Regions from separate parts of the Homo sapiens genome. Here region 1 is linked to region 2. A link is an interaction called in ENCODE POLR2A ChIA-PET data of the cell type or tissue named here. Cell type or tissue: endothelial cell of umbilical vein. All regions are shown on one strand. Each heading gives the region's core, and the rest is flanking DNA. Links, peaks and the distances in the headings are about the cores only.

The links. ChIA-PET counts read pairs that join two places held together with the same protein. Peaks named below come from ENCODE experiments on the same cell type or tissue, not always from the same donor. Only the 100,000 strongest peaks of a DNase experiment are listed, where the experiment ranks them.
Region 1: POLR2A ChIA-PET joins it to region 2 with 5 read pairs; 2 of 35 experiments call an interaction of 5 or more read pairs at or near these places.

What each region holds. Positions count from the first base shown.
Region 1 is chr22:31,898,722-31,908,494 of GRCh38, forward strand. DEPDC5 (DEP domain containing 5, GATOR1 subcomplex subunit) reads left to right here. Exons shown (of 43, transcript NM_001242896.3): 41 at 3,021-3,081; 42 at 7,263-7,345; 43 at 7,484-9,312. The coding sequence ends at 7,776. Among named protein-coding and RNA genes, the nearest start is that of YWHAH, 41 kb to the right of the region's middle. In endothelial cell of umbilical vein, for the core only: no CTCF peak of the experiment used is centred there; a DNase peak (open chromatin) is centred at 3,180.
Region 2 is chr22:31,768,786-31,779,684 of GRCh38, forward strand. It overlaps DEPDC5 (DEP domain containing 5, GATOR1 subcomplex subunit), which reads left to right. Exons shown (of 43, transcript NM_001242896.3): 7 at 29-78; 8 at 9,314-9,383. Among named protein-coding and RNA genes, the nearest start is that of DEPDC5, 20 kb to the left of the region's middle. In endothelial cell of umbilical vein, for the core only: no CTCF peak of the experiment used is centred there; a DNase peak (open chromatin) is centred at 6,336; H3K27ac peaks cover 688 bases.

The DNA of each region.
Region 1 (9,773 bases), core at 1,267-6,266, 130 kb after region 2:
GTGTATTTTTTGTTTGCAGTTTGGAAGATTTTTTTTATAGACACAATGTTCTAAGTGATAATCGGGGTCCCAAGCAAGCCCCACAGAGGCCCTACCTGCTGGGGGCTATAGACTGTGGGACACACAGAGCTTACAAAGCCCCCTTGAAACACACATGTTCTTGTTTAACCTCACAGTGATGTGGCTGAGAGAGGACCATTTATGCAGTCCTGAAATGCCAGATGATTGTGTTCATATGGGGCAGTTTTAAGCCAAGCAGCTCCTGGTACTATTGTTTTTATTATGTTGAAGGAACAGAGAGATCTTCCCCCGAAACTGTCCAAAGACTCTTTGGGGGTTTTTCACCTTTGCTATAACAGCACAGGATTGCCCACAGGGCTGGCGTTGGAGGACATTTTTGTGCAAGTTGTTTTTCCCTGCCAGTTGTAACTCAGTCTTCAAGACCAGCAGCCTCTGTTGGTTGCCATGGTTACAGCTGCAGAAAGGGTCCCAGTTTAAAGCAATAAGGATTTGAATCTAAAAATCAATTTTCTTGCTTCTGTGCCTCTTCTCTTTTTGTTCTTGCCATTTCCTATAGCAGCAAATTCAAAATCTTAAAAATCTGACAAGAGTGTGCTGTGTGTGTGGATTTTCTCTGTTTAAAGCCAAAGTCTTTTTTGCTTTTTGCCCTTTTTTTTTTCTTTTTGTGACGTAGTCTCGCTCTGTCACCCAGGCTGGAGTGCAGTGGCGTGATGTCCTCTCACTGCAACCTCCGCCTCCTGGGTTCAAGTGATTCTCCTGCCTCAGCCTCCTGAGTAGCTGGGATTACAGGCACACGCCATTCATGCCCAGGTAATTTTTTTTGTATTTTTGTAGAGATGGGATTTCACCACGTTGGCCAGGAAGGTCTTGAATTCCTGACCTCAGGTGATCTGCCCGCCTCGGCTTCCCAAAGTTCTGGGATTACAGGCATGAGCCACTGTGCCTGGCTTTTTGCTCTTTAGTTGCCCTAAATCCTCAAATCCATCCCAGGTAGAAAATTCCAAATGTGGAAAGATTAGCAAAACCACCGCAGGCACTCTTGTCTTTGGGATGGCTGTGCAATTACCACCCCAGGCCTCAGCACCTCCTCCCTGAGAGCAGCCCGGACTCTGTCCTCTGGTGCTGTGCGACAGCCTTCCCCAGCCCTCCACAGCCCTCCACCCTTCCCCCTCCACTCTTGGTTCTCAGCAACAGCCTTGCAGAAGGCATGAGGCTGGAGTAACAAAGTGGGTTATGGAGGAGCGGACTTATCTTTTCTGCTCTCCTCCCCAGCTGATTACTCTTCAAACTTTTATTTTATTTTACTTTATTTTAGTTTTTTTGAGATGGAGTCTTGCTCTGTCGCCCAGGCTGGAGTGCAGTGGCGCAATCTCAGCTCACTGCAACCTCCGCCTCCTGGGTTCAAGTGAGTCTCCTGCCACAGCCTCCCGATTACCTGGGATTACAGGCATGTGGAACCACGCCCAGCTAATTTTTGTACTTTTAGTAGAGACGGGGTTTCACCATGTTGGCCAGGCTGGTCTCAAACTCCTGACCTCAGGTGATCCACCCACCTCAGCCTCCCAAAGTGCTGGGATTACAGGTGTGAGCCGCCGCACCTGGCCCAAATTTTTATTTTTATATTTATTTGCTTCAATTTTCCTACCTCTAGAATGGAGCTTATAATATTTGCCCTTTCTTGTGGGAAGATTGGTAATACAAAAAAGTGGGGGTGGGCCGAGTGTAGTGCCTCACGCCTATAATCCCAGCACTTTGGGAGGCCGAGGCAGGCAGATCACCTGAGGTCAGCAGTTCAAGACCAGCCTGGCCAACATGTTGAAACTCCATCTTTACTAAAAACACAAAAATTAGCTGGGCGCTGTGGCACATGCCTGTAACCCCAGCTACTCGGGAGGCTGAGGCAGGAGAATCACTTGAGCCTGGGAGGCAGAGGTTGTGGTGAGCCGAGATCGTGCCATTGCACTCCAGCCTGGGCAACAAGAGCAAAACTTCCTCTCAAAAAGAAAAAAAAAAGTGGGGGTAGTAGTTGTTCCTTAGAAGCAGCTTACATGGTCCAGGCACAGTGGCTCATGCCTGTAATCCCAGCACTTTGAGAGGCAGAGGTGGGAGGATCACTTGAGGCCAGGAGTTTGAGACCAGCTTGGACAACATAGTGAGATGCCATCTCTACAAAAAGATTTAAAAATTAAAAATTTTTAAAAATGTAGAAATTAGTTGGGGCCGGGCACAGTGGCTCACGCCTGTAATCCCAGCACTTTGGGAGGCCGACGCAGGCGGATCACTTGAGGTCAGGAGTTCAAGACCAGACTGGCCAACATGGTAAAACCCCGTCTCTACTTAAAATACAAAAGTTAGCCGGGTGTGGTGGCATGTGCCTCTAATCCCAGCTACTCGGGAGGCTGAGGCATGAGAATCACTTGAACCCGGCAGGCCGAGGTTGCAGTGAGCCAAGATCGCACCACTGCATTCCAGCCTGGGTGACCAAGCAAGACTCTCCCTCAAAAAAAAAAAAAAAAAAATTAGTTGGCCATAGTGGTGCATGTCTGTGGTCCTAGCTACTTGGGAGATTAAGGTAGGAGGATCACTTGAGCTCGGGAATTCAAGGCTTCAGTGAGCTATGACCATGGCAACTAACATGCATTTACAGTTTATCTTCTGTTTGTACTTTAATATCATGCTCCTTTCAGCTTTGGGTATAAGAAGTCATTCGAATGAGCCTTATATTGAGTTCTGGTAGCTCACACTGACTGCTGAGGACTTCACCTTCCTAGACCCAGCTATAGCTTGCTTGGGGGAAGGGATGGTGTGAACACACAGCTGTCCTTTCTTTGACCCTTGGGATGGAGGCCAGTCTTTCTCAAAGGGCGTAGTATGGAGAAGCAGAGGTTAGGCTCAAGGGGACTGATTGCCAAGAGTAGTAAAGGGTACAGAAGACTGGCCCAGAGAGAATTACAAACCTTGTGATCACAACCCAATATTTATTCTTATTTTCCTTTCAGGCTTTGAACCCGAAACGTACTGGGATCGAATGCACCTCTTCCAGGAAGCCATTGCACACAGGTTTGTCCCTTAGCAAGTGTGAAGAGTGGGAAGGAAATCAGTGTTTATCTTGAATAGCAGTTACCAAAGTGAAACTCATTTTTTTAGCTCCTAGAGAAAGGGATGTATTCCACCAATGGCAAATTCACTGCTTATCTCCAACAGGACTCTTTACATTGGTTTTTGAGATAAGCGCTGCCTCCCTGTTTCCTGTAACTATTGTTTTTCAGACCTCATTATTTTCTTCTTCCAGTTGAGTGGAGAACATAGAACTCTCTCCTTAGCCTCCAACAAGACCCTAGGCCAAGCTATTCAGGAAATAATATAAAATGAAAAATTAAAAAATGTGTCAAGAGCCCAACACAGGTTGAAAAGACAATGAATGGTTAAAAAGCAATAGATGAGTCAGTAGATATTTCTTGGCACCTAATATGTGTGCCAGGGAAAGCCTGTCCTAGACTTCACTGTCTCCCACTAGACTAGTCCAGCCGACTGTGTTGTCTCCAAACATCACCAGCCTGGTATCTGATGGCCACTTCATGTTAGTCATGGTAAAAACAAAGCCCCTTGTTCTTGCTTTGGTAATCCTCTCATTACACCTTCTCCAGTATCCTGTCATCTCCTTATTATATATATATATATATATATATATATACTTATATATACTCATACAACCACAGGACTATTTAGCCTCTCACACCCACGATGGCCCCAGCTTACCTTAGACCTTCGTCTAAGGTCTACCCCTTCACAGACCTAGCTCAGGTGCTTAGCAAAGACTGTGGAATGAAGGCAAGGGTGGCTGATTTCCTCCTTCCACTAACAGTGGGTGGTGCAGATTCAGGGCAGAAGGTAGAGAGTGCAGCAGTCAATGGGAAAGGGCCTTGATGTACGAAGTAGACAGGCCTTATCCACTCCCACCTCCACCAGCATCTGGCTGAGGAACCATGAGCAATTCTGGAACTGGTGAGCCTCCATTTTCTTACCCCTCACGGGGAAGCTGGGAGGGTTCTCTGATGTTCTGGAGAGCCCGGTGATGCACCTAGTGAGCCCTCAGTAGACAGCAGTCACCAGGGGGGACCCTGCTAACTCACGAGTTTCTAAGTAGCTCTTACCCTGCTTGCCCTGCTGGCAGGATGTCACTCAGAACGTGGCCTTTATTTGTTAAATCTGCTTTTTTCCTTCACTGCATCCTCCTCCTGATCCCCCTCAGTCCAGATCCTGGTCTATCTTCCCAGGAACTATTGTACTTTCCTCCTCAGCCAGCTTTTTCTACCACAGATACCCTCACCTGTTTTCTGACCAGTCCTCTGCATCATTGTACCAGTGTGCTGCAGTGTGCTCCTTACCTAAACCCCCAACCTTCCACACCTAAACCCCCACCTTCTGTACCTCTACGTTCCACACCTAACCCCCCTCCACCTTCCACACCTAACCCCCCTCCACCTTCCACACCTAACCCCCCTCCACCTTCCACACCTAAACCCCCCTACGTTCCACACCTAAACCCCCCCACCTTCCACACGTAAACCCCCTCCACCTTCCACACGTAAACCCCCGCCTTCCACACCTATTCCCCCCACCTTCCACACCTAAACCCCCCCACCTTCCACACCTAAATCCCCCTACCTTCCACACCTAACCCCCCCAACTTTCCACACCTAAACCCCCCACCTTCCACACCTAAACCCCCTCACCTTCCACACCTAAACTCCCCCACCTTCCTCACCTAAACCCTTCCACCTTCCACACCTACCCTCCCCCCATCTTCCACACCTACCCTCCCCCCACCTTCCACACCTAAACCCCCCCTTATACACGTAAACTCCCTCACCTTCCACACCTAAACCCCCCACCTTCCACACCTAAAGCCCCCCACCTTCCACAACTAAACCCCTCCACCTTCCACACCTAAGCCCCCCCACCTTCCACACCTAACCTCTCCCACCTTTCACACTTAAACCTCTCCCCTGTTCCACACCTGTCAGAATCTTCCTCCAGGGATTCCCAAATGTTTCCTCTCTGAATTCCTCTTTCCCTTTCTTTCAAAACACTCTGAATGTATTCCAGTGACTTGGGGGCCCTTGGAGGGCAGGGGTATGCTTTTTCCTATTTGTGTTTCCTTCTATAATGCCTAGCAAGGTGCCTGCCTAGAGTAGTTTCATATGTAGCTTTTGCATAGGGTGGAGCTTTAAGTGCAACTGTGGCTCTAAATGACACATCAGCCCACCCATAAGGTCCATCTCAGAAAGAGCTAAAAAAGTGTCCATCTTCCTCAGCCCCTAGGCTGTGACCTACAGCTCCTCCTTCATCTTCCTCAGCCCCTAGGCTGTGACCTACAGCTCCTCCTTCATCTTCCTCAGCCCCTAGGCTGTGACCTACCGCTCCTCCTTCATCTTCCTCAGCCCCTAGGCTGTGACCTACAGCTCCTCCTTCATCTTCCTTGGGGCAGGTGGAGATGATTATATCCCCTCCCCTGCCCTTACTGCGTTTCTGTCTTGCATTCTCCCTGAGTGGACAGTCAGGTGGCCAGGAACCATGTGGTTAAATTGCCTTTTTGTTCTTTCCTGGTGACCTAAGGAAGAAATGAGGTAAAAAAAAATTACTCTGGTAAAAAAAAATCAGGCTGATCCATGCTGAGGAAATCAGTAGCCTTAATTAGAAAGTAGAGAGAAAGCAGGCTGGGTGTGGTGGCTCACGCCTGTAATCCCAGCAGTTTGGGAGGCCGAAGCAGGCGGATCACCTGAGGTCAGCAGTTCAAGACCAGCCTGGCCAAAATGGTGAAACCCCGTCTCTACTAAAAATACAAAAATTAACTGGTCATGGTGGCGCGTGCCTGTAATCCTAGCTACTTGGGAGGCTGGAAGCACAAGAATTGCTTGAACCCGGGAGGTGGAGGTTGCGGTGAGCCAAGATTGTACCACTGCAGTCCAGCCTGGATGACAGAGCAAGAGTAGAGAGGATTTTGCAAAGGCAAAATCCAGAGCCAATCCTCATCATATAATCAGCCTGTAGACAGGGAGCTTACAGTGCATAGTAGCCTACCCATTTAGTTTGCATATTTGACTTCATGTATTCTTTGGTAAAAAATTATGGAATGCAGATTATGTAGAGGATACAACACAGCACCTCCCCAAGGAACTCAGTCCAGGAAAGAAGACAGGCATTTTCCCTTCTTTAGTTCTGCCTACATCACTGTCTCCATTATATAAACCCCTCAGACTTAGAGGGCAGGAGCCACATCTGTTACCACGTCCTTTACAGCTCTTAGCAGGTAGAACTGTAATAAATGTGCCTTATGGAAATAGAAAAACCAGGAATAGAACAAGCCATAGATGAAAAATGGCTCCTCCTGCCCATTTCCAGAGCACAGGGAAGCAGAGAGCCCCAGCTTGGCGTTCCTCTTTTTTTTTCTTTTTGAGATGGAGTCTCGCCCTGTCACCCAGGCTGGAGTGCAATGGCATGATCTTAGCTCACTGCAGCCTCCGCCTCCCGGATTCAAGTGATTCTCCTGGCTAATTCCAGAACAATCCTGGCTAATACAAAAATTAGCCAGGCATGGTGGCACATGCCTGTAATCCCAGCTACTCAGGAGACTGAGGCGGAGAATCACTTGAACCCAGGAGGCAGAGGTTGCAGTGAGCCGAGATCATGCCATTGCACTCCAGTCTGGGCAACAGTGCGAGATTCCCTCTCACCAAAAAAAAAGATAAGGACCTTCCCTGGAGGAATGGATAGCCTCGAGTATGCGGGTGGGTATGTGTGGCCTGTCAAGACATGAGGTAGATTCCAGTGAGAGGCCCAGGATGGGATGGGGGAGAACGCTCAGTGGGAAGGTCTGCTGGGATGGGTAGGGAACATGGTAGGAGGGACGGGCTGTCTGAGCAGAGATGAAGGCTGGATGAAGAGTGCAGCCGGTGGGAAGGCTTTCTTTCACTATGGTGGTAGTGACATGGTGGACCACGGAGATGACGGGCTGCTGGGTGTGAGGAGGTCTGGTAAGCCATGGTGTTGGAAGAGGTAGAGGTCAGAAAGTGGTGAGGGTGAGGACAAAAATAAGCAGCCTGCATGTGCAATCTGGAAAGAGATCTTTCCAGATCTCTGTGTCTCAGGCTGTCCGAGAGTCCTATCAGCTACATTCTCTTCCCTTGCCCCTTTAACTAAGGAGGCGCTGATTAGCATGTCTTCCTGTCCTTCCCTAGGTTTGGGTTTGTACAAGATAAATATTCTGCCTCTGCTTTTAACTTCCCTGCTGAGAACAAGCCTCAGTATATCCACGTTACAGGTGAGGAGCTACGGGCAGAGTTGGGCAGGTGGGTCCACATCCCTTTCCTTGCACCAAGCCTATGGCTGCAGAACCACCTCAGCAGGCTCCAGGAGCCCTCCTGGTGGCTGCCACACAGGCGCTCCCCTTTCTCTTCAGGAACAGTGTTTCTGCAGCTGCCCTACTCCAAGCGCAAGTTCTCAGGGCAGCAGCGGCGGCGGCGGAACTCCACCAGCTCCACCAACCAGAACATGTTCTGCGAGGAGCGGGTCGGCTACAACTGGGCCTACAACACCATGCTCACCAAAACATGGCGCTCCAGCGCCACAGGGGATGAAAAGTTTGCTGATCGGCTGCTGAAGGACTTCACGGACTTCTGCATCAACCGTGACAACCGGCTGGTCACGTTCTGGACAAGTTGCCTGGAGAAGATGCATGCCAGTGCCCCGTGAGGCCAGGCTGCACCTGTGCTGGGGGAAGGTGGGTGAGCCACTGCCCTCAAACCCGGGGCGGAGGATTCCAGGCAGGCTCTAGGAGTCAGGTGTCCGTTTGCTGCTATCAGTGAGTGGGGGCCATTGTTTTTTGTTTGTTTGTTTGTTTGTTTGTTTGTTTTTGGCCCCCACGACAAGTCTTCTACTCTAGAAGAAAGACTTTGGAAGCAGCTGCTGCTGCTGCCACCACTCCTGTCAGCAAGTGCTCAGAGCAGGTGGGAGGCACAGATTGTCCGTGGGAGGGCTCCAGTGTCTGGGAAGAGGGCAGGCGGCCCCCATGAATGTCCTCGGAAGGGGGTGGCTCCTGGTAGCATCCTTTTCCTTCACCATCTATGGGATATTAGGGGCAGAATCTGCCACTTCTTGCCCAGGAGTGTGCACAGATGTAAGATAATTTTGTGAAATAATGTACCATAGACTCTCACCAACTGTATATACCTGTACATATCAGAAGCAAATAAAGAGCTCCACGTGCATCATTTCTTTCCCCACCCAGTTCCCCACAGAAGCAGTCCCATCCTGGGCTGGGCAGTTGTGCCAGGTGGCCGGGGTCATGGCAGTCAATGAAGTGGTCACAGATGGTGAGAGGGCTTCAGAATTCACTGGCTTAGAGTCTGGCTGGGAGTTTATTGAGAGATTTCTTTCATAGGCCACTGGGCAGGAGCAAGGATGGTTCCAGTGAGGACAGTGAGCAGGCAGTATAACTTACAAGGTAACTGCAGGCTCATGCTGTCAGAATGAATCTTGCTAAATGGGTGAGCTCAGCTCTGGGACGCAGATATGATGGCATTCTGAAAAAAATCAAAGGAAACATTTTGTAGACTCTAACTTAGGTTTTTTTTGTTGTTGTTTTTTTTGTTGTTTTTTTTGACACAGTTTTCACTCTTGTTGCCCAGGCTGGAGTGCAATGGTGTGATCTCAGCTCACTACAACCTCTGCCTCCTGGGTTCAAGCGATTCTCCTGTCTCGGCCTCCCGAGTAGCTGGGATTACAGGCACCTGCCACCATACCAGGCTAATTTTTTGTATTTTAAGTAGAGATGGGGTTTCACCATGTTGGCCAGGCTGGTCTTGAACTCCTCACCTCAGGCGATCCACCCACCTCAGCCTCCCAAAGTGCTGGGATTACAGGTGTGAGCCACCATGCCCGGCCTAACTTAGATTTGCTGAGATAAGACTCAGCTTGGTGCTTCACCTCAGCACCCTGCCTTAAGCTACTCAGGGCAGTTCAGGAGCTGTGGGTCAGAGGGGAGAATCCGACAGTGACTGCCACTTCTTGCTGTGCCATCTCACCACGTGGAGTTCATCACAAGCTCTGTTGATTTGCCTCCTCAATGGCTTTGCATCCATTCTCTTCTTCCCAGGCCCTGAGCTGCCACTCAGTCCAGCCTTCCTTTGTCTTTCTCTTAGATCCCCAGGAAAACCTTCTAATTTGTCTCTGCTTTCACTCCACTTGTCAGTCAGTCTTTTTATAAAACCACTGTGATTTTGCCCACCACTTAACTAGAACTTTTTGGTGACTTGAACTTCAAAAATCTTAGATGCAGCCCACATGGTCCTGCACAGTCTGGTCTGGTGGGCTGTTTGTACAGCCACCCTGGCCATCACACAGTCCCTGGAACATCACAAACTCTGCACCAGCTCAGACGCTTTGCACTTGCTGTTCCCTCTGTTCCATCTGCCTGGAACATGCCTCCCTCCATGCCCGCTCTGTCTCACTAACTCCTGGTGGTCAGCCATCAGCTCTTAGCTCAACTGTCACTTCTCCAGAGAAGCAGAGTTGGCCCTGTTACATCCTCCCACAGCACTTTGTACTTCTCCAGCATGGTACTCAACATGTTTACACTCTACCATGGCAGAAGCTTCTTTTTTTTTCTTTCTTTCTTTTTTTTTTTTTTTTTTTTTTGAGACATAGTCCGGCTCTGTCACCCAGGCTGGAATACAGTGGTGCGATCTCAG
Region 2 (10,899 bases), core at 3,647-8,646:
CTCTACCCCTCTCTCCCCCTCCTCTTAGGTCAGCACATGTGCCTATATCACCCAGAAGGTGGAGTTTGCTGGCATCAGGTAGATATTACATCACTCTTGCCTTATCTGTGCAGTAACTGGGCTACATAAAGCAGTGGAGGCGTATGGATGTCCATATAATAAAATGTGTAAAAGTATAAAATGTTAGATTGTTGGCTGGCCACAGTGGCTCACGCCTGTAATCCTAGCACTTTGGGAGGCCAAGGTGGGCGGATCACGAGGTCAGGAGATCAGGACCATACTGGCTAACACGGTGAAACCCCGTCTCTACTAAAAATACAAAAAATTAGCTGGGCGTGGTGGCGGGCGCCTGTAGTCGCAGCTACTTGGGAGACTGAGGCAGGAGAATGGCGTGAACCCGGGAGGCGGAGCTTGCAGTGAGCCGAGATCACGCCACTGCCCTCCAGCCTGGACGACAGAGCAAAACTCCGTCTCAAAAAAAAAAAAAAAAAAGTTAGATTGTTGTAGCTCAAACAAACCACAAAATGCACTATAGTAGTTTGAGGCTTATTAATGGAAAAAGTTGATGAAGCCCCCTGGCATTCTGTAAAAAAGGAAGTAGAAAAAAAAAAGGAGATAGAGACTCGTAATTTTACAACTGGAAAAACCCTAGATGCACGTATTGAATCATACTTTCTCATTTTACAAATTAGGAAACAGGTTTAGAAACATAAAATGACTGGCACATTGGCTCCTGATTTGTTACCTTTTTAACTATATTGCTGTACTCTTGATTTATTAAAACTATTTCTATATTTTAGTTTGTGAAGAAAAAAGAGACTTTGTGAAATCCCCTTTAAATTCAAAAAGTGGCTGGGTGTGGTGGCTCACACTTGTAATCCCAACACTTTGGGATGCTGAGGTGGGTAGATTGTTGCTTGAGCCCAGGAGTTGAAGACCAGCCTGGGCAACATAGTGAGACCCCATTTCTACAAAAAAATACAAAAATTAGCTGGGTGTGGTGACACACGCCTGTAGTCCAGCTACCCGGGAGGCTGAGAGGTGGGAGGATCGCTTGAGCCTGGGAGGTAGAGGCTGCAGTGAGCTGGGATCACACCACTACACTCCAGCCTGGATGACAGAGCAAGACCCTGCCTCAAAAAAAAAATTCAGAAAGTATTTCAGGTGCGGTGGCTCACACCTGTAATCTCAGCACTTTGAGAGGCCAAGGTGGGCTGAGTGTGCTTGAGCCCCAGGAGTTCAAGACCAGCTTGGGCCACGTGACAAATAGTCTCTAAAAAAAAGAGAAAAAAAAAAAAAACAGCCAGGCATGGTGGTGTGCGACTGTAGTCCCAGCTACTCAGGAGGCTGAGGTGGGAGGATCGCCTGAGCCCTGGGAGGTTGGGGCTGCAGTGAGACATTATCATGCCACTGCACTGCAGCCTGGGTGACAGAGTGAGACTGTCTCAAAAAAAAAAAAAGTACAACATGCACATAATTAAGCATTCAAATAATTCAGAAAGGTATCTCATGAAATATACATTCCTCTCCCCAGAAACAACTTGTTTCTTTCCTGAAATTTACTGTGTACACACAATCATATTTATGTCTTGTTTTTTTGTTTTTTTTTTTCTGAGACAGAGTCTTGCTCTGTCACCCAGGCTGGAGTGCAGTGGTGGGACCTTGGCTGACTGCAGCCTCTACCTCCTGATTTCAAGCAATTATCCTGCCTCAGCCTCGTGAGTTGCTGGAATTACAGTTACCCACCACCACACGTAGCTAATTTTTTTTTTTTTTTTTTGTATTTTTAGTAGAGACGGAGTTTCACCATGTTGGTCAGGCTGGTCTCGAACTCCTGACCTCGTGATCTGCCCACCTTCGACTCCCAAAGTGCTGGGATTACAGGTGTGAGCTACCTCACCCGGCATATTTGTCTTGTTAACTGACTTGTGGTGATCCTAAGCTTGTTCAGTGGGGTCACAGGGTGCAGTGTAGTCCCTCGTTATAAAGATCCCCATCTACTTTTCTTTTTTTTTTTTTTTTTTGAGACAAAGTCTCACTCTGTCGCCCAGGCTGGAGTGCAGTGGTGTGATCTTGTCTCACTGCAACCTCTGCCTCCCAGGTTCAAGCAATTATTCTGCCTGGGCCTCCTGAACTACAGGCACGTGCCACCATGCCCGGCTAATTTTTGTATTTTCAGTGGAGATGGGGTTTCACCATGTTGGCCAGGCTGGTCTCAAACTCCTGATCTCAGGTGATCCCGCCTCCTCAGCCTCCCAAAGCACTGGGATTATAGGCGTTGAGCCACCGCACGCGGCCCCCATCAACTTTTCACCTAATGGTTTCATCCATTGAGGATTGTTGTAAGATGGTGATTTTCTTTCCTTTTTTTGGTGATTTTTTAATTAAGTCATCCCTTCTACATTTATTAGCCAGAATCCTTCTGTAAATAATTTTTCATCATCAACTAGGTCTATTTGACCAGAATGAAATACTGATCCTAAAAAGAAAGAAAGGATAGAGGCTTCATTTTTTCTCCCAAAAAGGGTATTTTGAAACTTGTTGTGGGGAGCCAGGTAAAATGGCTATGGCGTGAGGATCACTTGAGGCCAGGAGTTCAAACCAGCCTGGACAACATAGTAAGACCTCATCTCTACAGAAATAGTAATTTTTAAAAAATTGCTGGTTGGCTCACACCTGTAATCCCAGCACTTTGGGAGACTGAGGCAGGCAGATCACGAGATCAGGAGATCGAGACCATCCTGGGTAACATGGTGAAACCCCATCTCTACTAAAAATACAAAAATCAGCTGGGTGTGGTGGCCTGTGCCTGTAGTCCCAGCTACTCGGGAGGCTGAGGCAGGAGAATCGCTTGAACCAGGGAGTCAGAGGTTGCAGTGAGCCGAGATCACACCACTGCACTCTAGCCTGGTGACAGAGCAAGACTCCGTCACACACACACACACACACACACACACACACACACACACACACACACACACACACACACACACACAGTTAGGACTAGGTGCAGTGGCTCATGCCTCTAATCCCAGCACTTTGGAAGGCTGAGGTGGGTAGTTTGCTTGAGCCTGGGAGTTCAAGACCAACCTGGCAATATGCTGAAACCCCATCCCTACAAAAAAATACAAAAATTAGCTGGTCATGGTGGCGCTTGTAGTCCCAGTTACTTGGGAGGCTGAGGTGGAAGGATCACCTAAATCCAGGGAGGTTCAAGGCTGTAGTGAGCCTTGATCATTCTGCTGCCTTCTAGCCTGGGTGACAGAGTCAGACTCTGGCTAAAATAACAATAAAAAAAAGAACGGGGGTTGGTGTCAGGGCTCCTCTAGTTTGAGGTACTTGGGAAACAGGTTGGAGGAGCACTGAAGCACAGGTCGATGCTGCAGTGAGCTATTATTGCATTATTGTACTCCAGCCTGGGCAACAGAGTGAGATCCCATCTTTGAAAACAAACAAAAATTTGTTAGCGGGTCAGTGTTCTTTAAAACATCCAAGCAACTAAAGCACAACCCAAGAAGTGACTAAATCTCAAGCAGCACAAAAAATGTAACCAAGGTTTATGCCTCCAGTATCAGCAGATCTCTACTGGATGGGTATCCAGGGTCAGGAAGCCTGGATCTGTATCTGCAGAGCCAGTGTTTAGCCATCACTGTGATTAGTGGTTCGAGTGATGTTGGGTAACTTCGGTAAACCCTTAGTCTTCACATCTGCAAAATGGAGTAGTTGGTTTAGAATATTCTTCTGTCAAGGACCAGTTAATAAATATTTTAGACTTTGTGAGTAGCAATAGATCTCAGGTCTATTGCATATTCTGTGTGTTTCGACCATTTAAAAATGTAACAGCCATTCTTAGCTATGGGCCATATGAAAACAGGAGATAGGCGAGAATTGGCTTGAAGGCTGTATGTAGTTTGCCAGCCTCGGTTTGGAAACCTATTCAGATCTCTCTCATTTTTTTTTCTATTGCTTCCTCTTTTATTTTTAAATTATATATATATTATATATATTATTTCTGAGACAGAGTCTTTCTCTGTTGCCTAGGCTGGAGTGTAGTAGCATGATATCTCCCCACTGCAACCTCTGCCTCCTGGTTTCAAGTGATTCTCCTACCTCAGCCTCCTGAATAGCTGGGACTACAGGAATGCACCACTATGCCCAGCTAATTTTTGTTTTTTTAGTAGACACGGGGTCTTGCCATGTTGGCCAGGCTGGTGTCGAACTCCTGGCCTCAAGTGATCTGCACACGTTGGCCTCCAAAAGTGATGAGATTACAGATGTAAGTCACCACGCCTGGCTGATCTCTTTCTTTTTTAAGTTCTTTGTTTCTCTATGTAAATACCCTCATACACACAGTTCTAGATGGAGAAAAGAAAACCCTGACAGATTGTCACTTTTTAACTTTATTTTTATATATTTATTTCTGAGATGGGCTTCCTCTATCGCCCAGGCTGGAATGCAGTTGTGCCATCATGCCTCACTACAGCCTCAACCTCCTAGGCCCAAGCAATACTCCCACCTCAGCCTCCTGAGTAGCTAGGACTACAAGTGCGTGCCAGCATGCCTGGCTCTTTTTTTGTTTTTGTTTTTGTTTCATTATGGTAGAGACAGGGTCTCACTATGTTCCTCAGGCTGGTTTCCAACTCCTGGGCTCAAACGATCCTCTTGGCTCAGCCCCCTAGAGTGCTGGGATTACAGGTATGAGCCACCGCAGCTGGCCTCTTTTAGACTTTTAAAGATCTGTCCTGATATTTTGCTCAGGCTTGGTTAAATGTAAACTACAGTCTTCTATCTTTTCTCCAGAAGACTTACAGTATTTCTACACTGGATCAAAGGTTACTTTCTTTTGCTGACTTCGTGAATGCCTGAGAAAAAAGATGCTGTGGGCCTCCTGTGAGAAAAATAAAGTATAGTCATTTGTATAGTTAAAGTCATTACAAATGGTCAAATAATTTCCCTGCAATTTAACTTTCAATCTGGTAATAGTTACATAGTTAAGAACACATGAGCCGGGTGTGGTGGCTCACGCCTATAATCCCAGCACTTTGGGAGGCCAAGGTGGGTGGATTACCTGAGGTCAGGGGTTCATGACCAGCCTGGCGAACATGGTGAAACCCTGTCTCTACTAAAAATACAAAATTAGCTGAGCATGATGGCAGGCTCCTGTAATCCCAGCTACTCGGGAGGCTGAGGCAGGAGAATTGCTTGAACCTGGGAGGCAGAGGTTGTGGTGAGCCGAGATCGTGCCATTGCACTCCACCCTGGGCAACAAGAACGAAACCCTGTCTCAAAAAAACAAAACAAAACAACAACAACAACAAAAAATATATATATAGTAGCAAAATCTTGTCTCCTGTTGACTAACATTTTGCTTTTAAAAAATAATGACCTTAAACCCTAGCCTGTTGGATCACATTGTAACTTTTTTTTTTTTTTTTGAGACGAGTCTCACTCTGTCACCTAGGCTGCAGTGCAGTGGCGTGATCTTGGCTCTGCAACCTCTGCCTCCCAGGCTCAAGCAATTCTCCTGCCTCAGCCTCTCAAGTAGCTGGGATCACAGGCACCCGCCACCATGCCTGGCTAATTTTGTGTTTTTAGTAGAGATGGGGTTTCACCATGTTTTTCAGGCTGGTCTTGAACTCCCGACCTCAGGTAATCTGCCTGCCTCGGCCTCCCAAAGTGATGGGATTACAGGCGTGAGCCACCACCTCCAGCCACACCAAGCTTGTTTTAGAGGTCCTGTGAATGTGGGGTTCTGACGATTATAAGCAGAGCTGGCTGGGTGCGGTGGCTCATGCCTGTAATCCCAGCACTTTGAGAGGCTTAAGTGGGCAGATTGCTTGAGTCTGGGAGTTCAAGACCAGCCTAGACAACATGGTGAAACCCCGTCTTTACTGAAAATACAAAAAAATTAGCTGGGTGTGGCTGCTTGTGCCTGTAGTTTCACCTACTTGGGAGTCTGAGGTGGGAGAATCGCTCAAGCCCAAGAATTTGAGGCCACCCTGGGCAACATAGCAAGATAGTAGATACGGGGTTTTACCACGTTGGCCAGGATGGTCTCGATCTCTTGACCTCGTGATCCACCCACCTCGGCCTCCCAAGGTGCTAGGATTACAGGCATGAGCCACCGTGCCTGACCTCCTTATTACAATATTAAAGAAATACAAGTCTCTTCTGAGGTCAGGCTTGTGACACTTGTTCATTCACAGACGTAACTGGGCAAAGGAGTATGAAAAAGCATCCCACTTGGTATAAGCCATGGGCCTGGTCCAGCCTTCTTCATTTTGGCATGGGGTAGACCCAGAGGGATTGATTGATTGTCCAGCATTTCCTAGGTAGCCTGAACTATGACTCATGGTACACAGCATTTTCCTGGCTTTTATCTGATTTTGTCTTCCTTCCTTTTTTTTTTTTGAGACAGAGTTTTACTCTTGTTGCCCAGGCTGGAGTGCAATGGTGCGATCTGAGCTCATTGCAACCTCTGCCTCCCAGGTTCAAGCAATTCTCCTGCCTCAGCCTCCCGAGTAGCTGGGATTACAGGCACCTGCCACCACGCCTGGCTAATTTTTGTGTTTTTAGTAAAGACAGGGTTTCACCATGTTGGCCAGGCTGGTGTCAAACTCCTGACTTCATGATCCACCCACCTCGGCCTCCCAAAGTGTTGGGATTACAGATGTGAGCCACTGCACCTGGCCTTTGTCTTCCTTTTTTATGAGGACTGATTGCTTAGGTGAGGCAGGTTGGGAGAAAGAGTGAAATTGGTAGAAGATAAGGGCTTGAGGTGGTTGGTTGAGGGATGATTGATTACACGGTGCTCAGCTAATAGCTACCACTTTCTCTCCAGGATAGCATTTTGTGTTAATACCTGCTGTAGTTCTAGTTCTTGCTAGTAAACTAATTGAGCACGCCCTATCCTCACACTGTCCTGAACAGTTTCCCCACATTATCTGGTTTAATTTGAAAACAGCTCTGTAGAAGGCTGGGCACAGTGGCTCACACCTGTAAACCCAGCAGTTTGGGAGGCCAAGGCGGGCGGATCACAAGGTCAGGAGTTCGAGACCAGCCTGGCCAACATGGTGAAACCTCATCTCTACTAAAAATATAAAAAATTAGCTGGGCATGGTGGCACGTGCCTGTAATCCCAGCTACTCGGGAGGCTGAGGCAGGAGAATCGCTTGAACCAGGGAGTCAGAGGTTGCAGTGAGCTGAGATCGCACCACTGCACTCCAGACTGGGCGACAGAGCGAGACTACATCTCAAAAAAAAAAAAAAAAAAAAGTGAAAGCAGCTCTGTAAGGCGTAGGCTTCATTGTCTCTTTTGTTTTGTTTGTTTTTTTGTTTTGTTTTTTGCAATAGTCTCACTCTGTTGCCCAGACTGGAGTGCAGTGGTGCGATCACAGCTCACTACAGCCTTGACCTGTGAGGCCCAAGCGATCCTCCTACCTCAGCCTCCTAGGTAGCTGGGACTACAGCATGTGCCACCATACCTGCCTAATTTTTTGTATTTTTTATAGCGACAGGGTCTCACTATGCTACCTAGGCTGGTCTCAAGCTCCTGGGCTCAAGCAATCTGCCAACCTTGGCCTTCCAAAGTGTTGTGATTATAGGTGTGAGTCACCGTGCCCGGCCCATTGTCTCATTTTTAAAGATAATGCCACTGAACCTCATGAATTTACTATGGCCATTCACGTAGTAAGTGTCACTCAGCTGGGATTCTTGCCTAGACCAGTTTCTCTTCAGGCCAGTCAAGTCTGAAAGCCATGCTTTACTTTTTCTACTGTACTATTCACTTTTTTTTTTTTTTTTTTTTTGAGGCTGAGTTGTGCTCTTGTTGCCCAGGCTGGAGTGCAATAACACGATCTTGGCTTACTGCAATCTCTGCCTCCGGGGTTCAAGTGATTCTGCCTCAGCTTCCTGAGAAGCTGAGATTATAGGTACCCACCACCATGCCCATTTAATTTTTTGTATTTTTAGTAGAGAGGGGGTTTCACCATATTGGCCAGGCTGGTCTTGAACTCCTGACCTCAGGTGATCCACCTGCCTTGGCCTCCCAAAGTGCTGGGATTACAGGCATGAGCCACTGCACCCATTCTCGTACTATCTACTTCTTGCCCTCAAAAATGCATGGAGGAAAAAACATCATTCCCAAAAATGTAATACCAAGTTGCTATTAGTTAATTATTATTATTTTTTTTTTTGAGACAGAGTCTCGCTCTGTTGCCCAGGCTGGAGTGCAGTGGTGCGATCTCGGCTCACTGAAACCTCCGCCTCCTGGGTTCAAACGGTTCTCCTGCCTAAGCCTCCCTAAGTAGCTGGGTCTATAGGTGCCACCATGCCCAGCTAATTTTTGTATTTTTAGTAGGGATGGGGTTTCGCTGTGTTGGCCAGGGTGGTCTCGAACTCCTGACCTCAGGTGATTCACCCGCCTCAGCCTCTCAACGTGTTGGGATTATAGGCATGAACCACTGCACCTGGCCCTAAGTTTTTTTTTTTTTTTTGAGACAGTCTCGCTCTGTCGCCCAGGCTGGAGTGCAGTGGCACGATCTCAGCTCACTGCAACTTCCACCTCCTGGGTTCAAGTGATTCTCCTGCCTCAGCGTCCTGAGTAGCTGAGATTACAGGCGCATGCCACCACGCCCAGCTAATTTTTTTTTTTTTTAGTAGAGACATCATTTCACCATGTTGGTCAGGCTGATCTCGAACTCCTGACCTCGTGATCTGCCCTCCGTGGCCTCCCAAAGTGCTGGGATTACAGGCGTGAGCCACCATGCCTGGCCAAGAAGCCCTTCTTTAGACCTATATGTGGACTCCCAGATTAAGAGCCCCTGTTCATATTCAGTATAGTATGAGAGTTCTTTATATTGGATAATCTGTTCACGGAGTTCTCTGGAAATCTGTAACCAGTTAGGTCATTTGAGTATAAGTAGCAGAGCCACCTGAAGTTGCCCCTATTTCTTTTTGGTTTGTTTTATTTTTATTTTTTGAGACGGAATCTCACTCTGTTGCCTAGGATGGAGTGCAGTGGCATGATGTTGGCTCACTACAACCTCTGCCTCGTGACTTCAAGCAGTTCTCCTGCCTTAGCCTCCTGAGTAGCTGGGACTACAGGCATGTGTCACCATGCCCGGCTAAATTTTGGATTTTTAGTATAGATGGGGTTTCACCATGTTGTCCAGGCTGGTCTCGAAGTCCTGACCTCAGGTAATTCGCCCGCCTTGGCTTCCCAAAGTGCTGGGATTACAGGCGTGAGCTATTGCACCAGGCATGTATTGGTTTCATGTAAGACTTGTAATAACTTGTGTGTGTATTCTTTCAGAGCACAGGCTGGTGAACTGTGGGTTAAGAATGAGAAGGTCATGTGTGGCTACATCAGTGAAGATACCAGGGTAAGATTTATAAAATGCTTTTTTGGTTTTATCTCTCCATACTATTATGGCTAAGTCCTAAAATCAAAAATAAAACAAGGGCGGGGCAGGACACCAAGGTGGGCAGATTGCTTTATCCCAGGAGTTCAAGACAAGCCTGGGCAACATGGAGAGACCCACCTGTACAAAAATTAGCCAGGCATGGTGATGGGTACCTCTGGTCCCAGCTATTCAGGAAGCTGAGGTGGAAGAATTACCGGGATCCTAGGAGTTCGAAGCTGCAGTGGGTCATGATTGCATCACTGCACTCCAGCCTGGGCAACAGAGCAAGACCCCATCTCAAAAACAAACAAAAAACACAAACAAACAAAAATCTGCTAAGCTCTTGACAGCTACTCTTTGCCCACATGTAATATCAAGTTCTCCTGAAACTGTTTTACAGTTGGATTTCTCCAGTTTGGAGTTGATCTTCATTTTCTTCTGAAGGGGTCTGTTTAATGTCAAACAGAGAGCTAGAGTATCTGGCCTGCATTATGCCATGCCCACTCATACATAGCAAAAGTTAAGCCCCATGGAAGATCATGTCATAAACATGAAGAGAGACCTTTGCCAATGAACGTTACCCATGCTGGTAAAACTGTATGTCTACCTTTTCTCGTTCCCATCTCCATGCCTTCTCTGAGAGCAGTGGTTTTCAACCAGGGGTGATTTTGCTCCCTTCAGGGGTCTTTTGACAATGTCTAAAGACATATTTGGTTGTCACAACTGAGGGGTTGTGCCATTGGCATCTAGTGAGAATCCTGCTAAACATGCTACACGTCCAGAGCAGGCCTCCAGAGCAAAGAGTTATCTGGCCCAAAATGTTAATATGTTGTGGGGGTTGTCTTGTGCATTGTGGGATGGTTAGCAGCATCCCTGGCCTCTACTCACTAGATGCCAGTATCACCTACCACCCTTCACCCTACAAATCTACAAGTTATGACAGCCAGAAATTTCTCCAGACATGCCAAATGTCCTCTGAAAGGTAAAATCACCCTTGGTTGAGACCCAGTGTATCCTTAGAGGGAACCACTCCATGAACTTCATTTTTGTAATTTCCTATTGTTTACATTGGATGTATTTACATTGTTTGTAAATACATGTATGTTTGTGCGTGTGTGTATACACATGACCCAATTAATTGCCAGAGTGCTCACCATAATCGTGCCTTTGCTTTCCTGCAAAGGTGTCTGAAAAGTGAGACTTAGCTAGTTTATAAATGCTGGGGTGAAGAGTATTCCAGGCAAAGGAAACAATTTTCAGAAGTCAGTGTGGTGGAAGTATTGCAGACAGGTAGGGAGAATGATGTTGGTGAGGAGATAGGCAGGTTCCAGCCAGTTCATGCAGGGCCTTCAAGGTGGTTAGAACCAGTTTAGAGTGTTTCTAAGGAGAATTAGAATCCATTGATGGGTTTTAAGTGGGAGAGTGATACTTGAATTATGCTTTTAAGAGATCACTACTCATTCAGTTGTGTTTTGTTGAATAAAACCCTCCAAAT